Regions from separate parts of the Homo sapiens genome. Here region 2 is linked to region 1. Evidence: chromatin loops called from intact Hi-C (ENCODE). Cell type or tissue: PC-3. All regions are shown on one strand. Each heading gives the region's core, and the rest is flanking DNA. Links, peaks and the distances in the headings are about the cores only.

Region 1 (2,916 bases), core at 108-2,607:
CAGACGGCTGAGTCCTTGGCACCCAGGGAAGAGGAAGGAGAGGCTGACGGGTCACAGGATGGCATCTTACATGGCCTTTTGAGGTTGCCACTGCTTATGTCCTCCTCCTGTTCCCCAACTGCTCCCCTCATTCTTCCCTGGGAATGGTAGCTTACTCTGGGCTCATCAGAGGGAAAACAAGAAACTGTGATACATAAATTCTGCAACTGGTTGTGGTCCTGGTGATGACTTCTTCCAGAATGGCTCTCTCAGTCCAACAGTGAGGTGAGATTGAGGGTCGGAACCATTAGGGTACAATGGTCCAAATTCCAGCCTGCACCTGAAAATCCCAGTGTTTGGGAATCTGATTGGGGAGCATCCTGGAGGCAGGCTGGGTTTCTTTTTTTTTTTTTTTTTTTAAGAGGGTCTCATTCTGTCACCCAGGCTGGAGTGCAGTGGTGCAATCATAGCCCGCTACAGCCTTGAACTCCTGGGCTCAAGCCATCTCTCCACCTCTGCCTTCCAGAGTGCTGGGATTACAGGCGTGAGCTACCCCGTCCGGCTTTAGGGCTGGGTTTTGAGGAAGTTGTGTCCTCGTGGCCTGAGCTTTCCTTTTCTTCCTGCATCTCCTCCCCTATGTGATGCCTCCCCCCTGCTCGTTGTTTGGGTTGCAGGGTGAGAGAGAGAACCTTCTCCAAGTCCTGACTGCTCCCTGGGCCCAAGTTCAGGCTGAGCTCCTTCACTGGCCCTGCAATTTTACACATGCCGCTCAACTCCTTGGAAACAAAGGTTTCCTCTCTGTAAGATGAAGGTGATACGTAACCCCTGGGGTTGTGAGAATTAAAGGAGGCACATTTTAAAGCACTTTTTAAACTGTAAAACTCTGCAATATAATGTGTAATATGGATATTCCTATGCAAATATAATATAATATAATATAATATAATATAATATAATATAATATAGAAGATGTTACTGTGTTCAGTTTTATTATTTTACCTGGCTGCCTACTCAGGGTCCTGTGATGTTCTCTGTAACTGCTCTAGTTCAGAAATGAAGCCTCGAGTAGGAGGTGTGGGCACTGCCTGCCCTGGCTTCTTTCTACCAAAGTGACTTAGATGTCTTGGAGCTAAAACATGAGAGGCAAAAAATATCTTAAAGATAAATGCCGTGTCTGTGTTGCATATAAAATTCAATAAATATCCAGTAACTGTTGAGATATGAGCCCATGAACAGAAAAAAGAAAAAAAATCCAGTAAATGAAGGAATTACTTTAAAAGATTTCAGTCTTTTCCTTTTGTCTTTTTCTGTTTTTAATATACATGAAGACTAATTTAAAGACCCTTTTCTCTTTTTAAGTATGTTTGGAGATCTGTATGACAAATTGGCTCCTAACATTGTATAATACTAATGACAGGATATGAAAGACAGCATTCTTTAGGACAAAGGAATGCAGTTTTCAAAGACCAATAAAAGTTGGCAAAGAAATTTGCAGATCAGGACCCAGGACAATGCTTACATAACCTCTCAACTGTTTTTCCAGGTTTGAAGTGCAAATAACAGAGATAAAGACAGAAACTACACATGTAAACTTGATATATTAATAGCTCATCCAATCTACATAACAAAATAAACCAGGGGTCTAGGCCCTAAAAGTGATAGCCGTGGTGTTAGATTTCTGGGCCTCCTTTATTCCAGGGGATGGGGCTCTGACAGGTGAAACACAGCATTTGTTTAAACAGAATAGAGAAAGTCTGCAAAACATTCAAGGGCAGGAAGTAGCAATAAATACTCCTCTGTGCAACTGAAGCAGCACAGAGCTTGGGGTGAGCAGAATGTCATCACTCAAAGTAGAATTTGGCCAGGGCCTCCCAGGGTCCCACCAAGGGATGCAGTGAACTTTCTAAAAGTCAAGACCTCTGTCTTATCTCCTCCAAAAGATGAGAAAGTGAGATGTGAAGCTCCTTTCTGGAGATGGGATATGTTTTTCATGGTAGGTTCTGATCTCTTTTGCAGGCTTTGAGCATAAGAACCAAGGGCACAAAAATAGCTCCTTGAGGGAAAAAAAAAAAAAAAAACCGAAAGGCCTGGAACACAGGATGATGTGCAGGCGTTGGTGAGCTGGGGTTGTAAATCGACAATCCCTTGAACAGAGGAAGACCTAGTTAAAGAGACTTTGGTTTTCTTATAAGGCATGAATAAACGCTCTGGGCAGTCTGCCCCATTGGAAAACAGAATAATGCTAATAATTTGCATTTATATAATACCCCCCGGCTTGTGGATCTACAAGCACTTTGCAAACATTAATTAATTCTCTAAACCCCCTATGAGCCAGGGGGTGCCATCAGTAACTAATCACGAAGGAGGGCAAGTGATTCTTGACAGAGTGGATATGCAAGTTAGAGAACACTGCGAGCTTGGGAGCTGAAGAGGTTGAGTGGAATTTTTATGAGAAAGAACAACCAAGGTAGAATGTTGATCAGACTGTGTGGGAAACAAACCTGGATATTATGACCATAGGTGAAGGCTATCAACTAACAATTCAGTTCCTCTCCTGTTGTTCGCCTCTTCATTTTCAAAGCTCTGCTTATACTTGGTCGGAAACCTCAGTGTGAAGGTCTGGATTCAGTTCACTATTCCCAGTATAAAAGGATGTGCAGACTGAGCACAGTGGCTCACACCTGTAATCCTAGCACTTCAGGAGGCAGAGGCAGATGGGTTGCTTGAGCCTAGGAGTTAGAGACCAGCCTGGGCAACACAGCAGAAACCCTGTCTCTACAAAAAATACAAAAATTAGCCAGCCATGATGGCGCACACCTATAGTCTCAGCTACCCAGGAGGCTGAAGTTGGAGTGATATGGCTCCGATGACTGGAGGAACCCCAGGGTTCTTGGTTTCATGCCGATAGGATTAACGACACGTACATACGTGGAGTGG
Region 2 (2,916 bases), core at 131-2,630, 60 kb after region 1:
TATTCTGACCTTGAAGGGTCACTGTATTTGGAAGGGATGGGACCATGATCTCATTCTTTGGAATGGTTTGTAATCATTTTAGTTTTAAGGAACCACAAACTCACCTTCAAGCTGTGTGTACAACTGAGCCCATATTAGTTGAAATTGTCATGCTTGTTAGAAATGCCCACACACAAAGTGCAGCCAGATGTGTCACAGAGAAAAATATGTAAGCCAATTACTTTACATACAGAGCAGGATGCTGCGGAAAATTCATCCAAGTAGCCCTTTCAATCTACCTATTTTGAAAATGTTCTCTATAAGCTCTAGCAGTACAGAATGCACCTGTTCCTGGGCCTTTGTTCAAAATAATGTCTGGGCCTGAGGGAGCTGATTTGTGGCACAAAAGGTCTTTAGATGAGCAGAGGCCCAGAAAATTTCCTTAGCTCCATAATTGAAGTGAATTCTCTCCCAAGTTGAGCAAGAGAAGAAGAAAAGGCAACTTCTTCCTCACGTAGTGCCAGGTGCAACATAAATAAAGCAGCAAGTTGCTTTAAATCTTTCTTAAGATAATGGAACAATAGGTGAGGTTAGGGTTATTATCACAGAGCTTCGATATGGACAGGACTTAGTGTTGCTTTTAAAAGAACTAAATTGCAGGCTGCAGACGTAAGTACAGTATGCCGTAAAAACTTTGCAGATACCTGAGTGTTGCCAACAAGGAGACTTGCTGGCTGAGACGACTGATAGATGGGATAATGGAGCCTTTAATAATAGCTGTATTGCTAAATCCTTTCCATCCCAGGTTGGGAGTGACTGAAAGTAGTTTAGTCCTTCAGGTAGAAAATTGATACTCTGCAATGTGAATATCCTCTTCTCCCTCAAGCTTGCTTGTTTCCTAGCTGTCCGTCATTCAATGAATAACAAAATCTGTCCTTTTCTCCCTTTTCCTGTTTCAGACTTTAATAGCTCTCCCTGCCCTCTTAGGGCTCTGCCTGCTTTAATTGGCAAGGCAGTCATAGCACACAGCCACTCTGTACCACTAGATTGCCTCCCTGTGCCTGGGCAATTTCAGAAAATGGTGGTTTTCCTTTCGTTTCCATCTTTTTTAAGACTTAAAAAGTATCTGCTCTCATTTTCTCCTAGCGGCCTCCATGCCTTGACTCAAAAAATGCTGCCTTAGTTGACAGCCTTGAAATGAGTATGACCCTAGCTCTAGTTGGGTGGAAATCACCTCGCATAGAAATAGACCTGGAGGGCCGGGCACGGTGGCTCACTCCTATAATCCCAGCACTTTGGGAGGCCCAGGTGGGTGGATCCCGAGGTCAGGAGTTCAAGACCAGCCTGGCCAACATGGTGAAACCCCGTCTCTACTAAAAATACAAAAATTAGCCGGGCGTGGTGGCAGGTGCCTGTAATCCCAGCTACTCAGGAGGCTGAGGCAGGAGAATCACTTGAACCCAGGAGGCTAAGGTGGCAGTGAGCCAAGATCACGCCATTGCACTCTAACTTGGCGACAAGAGCAAGACTCCGTCTCAAAAAAAAAAAAAGAAAGAAATAGACCTGGAGATAAGCCATCTGCAGAGAGGTGCCCATCACACATGGAGAGAGCCTCTGTACTGTCGCAAAGTCAGCACTTTATTCTGCCCTGTGACCTGTCCCTCAGCCAAAGGCTCTGTGACTCATGGCCATGCTATGCTCAGAAGCCCTGTGTGGTAGGAACTCCTGAAGCTACCTTGGGTTGCCATTAGCCCAGATACTAAAGTGCCTGGCTTGTTTTGTAGAGCAACCTTTTTATTTTCAGTGTTCCTATTGCTTAAGATGGGGGCGGGGATAAAAGATCTAAGCACTGGTGTGAAAGATGAGGTGAAGACAAATACAATTAAGACCAAAACATTCATTTCTAAAAACTTCATGAGGGAAACGGGTGTGCTTTGCAGTCTTTTCAGCCATTACTCACATCCTTAGGAGCAATTAAGCTTTTCAACATTCAAGACCCACAAGAGTTCAGTCAATAGTTACATAATTATGGCATGTGTGGGTGGGTGCGGAAGGCTGGGAAGGCACGATGGGTAGACAAAAGTTAACGTTGTTTTGATTAAAGGTTGTACATAAGTCTACTGAAGAAAATAATTACCAATATTAGCACTGGCCACTTTTCAACAGAGTCAACAGTTGACACTCTTCACATGATTTAATGGCATAAAAATGATTTCTGCTCCCTACCAAATCTTTAAATTGCTACTCTTATCAGAATATGGAATTCCTATTAGGGTCACAGCTCATGTGAATTGCTAAAGTAAGGATTGTGAATCTCAAGGGAATGCCATTAGTCTTTTTGTCATCAGCATCATTCTCACCATCATCTTCATCACAGGTTTTCATCCAAAGTGCCTGAATGTTTTGTATTTTACTTTTTGTTTTCTATATGTGCCCTTGGACATACAAAATTTTGCAGATTTTTATCATTCATAATTTAAGGAGAAAATCTGCTCAAAGTGATCCTTTATAAAAATATTACATATGTGTGTGGATATATATATACACGTGCACACCCACACATACTTACACACTATTTTCCTTATCTATAAGAAGAAAAGTGATAGATTATTTGAAATTATTGAATATTCTATGTATATGTTAATATAACAATGATTTTATTTCATAAGTGGCAGCACACTCGCATATTAAGCTGTCAAAGTCTTACAGTATTACCTAGTTCTAATTAGTACTGAAACTTTGTACTGTGGATATTCATGTTTGTTCTTTACTCTGTTAACTGTCTATTAAATATTTCGTTTTGTATTTTCATTTTTTTCTATTTTTATTTTGAAGCAATGATTTTATTTAATTAAGAGAAATGCTTAAAGACTTAATTCATAAAACACCGTATGAGACCATTACAAGCATGTAATCTCCAGCACTTTGGGAGGCAAA

What was found. A loop is a pair of places that touch in the nucleus more often than their neighbours do. Peaks named below come from ENCODE experiments on the same cell type or tissue, not always from the same donor. Only the 100,000 strongest peaks of a DNase experiment are listed, where the experiment ranks them.
Region 2: it touches region 1 in a loop (5-fold over the local background); 2 of 110 quality-filtered maps call a loop at or near these places.

Annotation. Positions count from the first base shown.
Region 1 is chr10:34,183,840-34,186,755 of GRCh38, reverse strand. The region is part of intron 22 of PARD3 (par-3 family cell polarity regulator); the gene reads left to right. Among named protein-coding and RNA genes, the nearest start is that of LINC02629, 280 kb to the right of the region's middle. In PC-3, for the core only: no CTCF peak of the experiment used is centred there; a DNase peak (open chromatin) is centred at 1,455.
Region 2 is chr10:34,123,685-34,126,600 of GRCh38, reverse strand. All of the region lies in intron 23 of PARD3 (par-3 family cell polarity regulator), which reads left to right. Among named protein-coding and RNA genes, the nearest start is that of LINC02629, 220 kb to the right of the region's middle. In PC-3, for the core only: no CTCF peak of the experiment used is centred there; a DNase peak (open chromatin) is centred at 1,670; H3K4me3 peaks cover 752 bases; H3K27ac peaks cover 1,135 bases.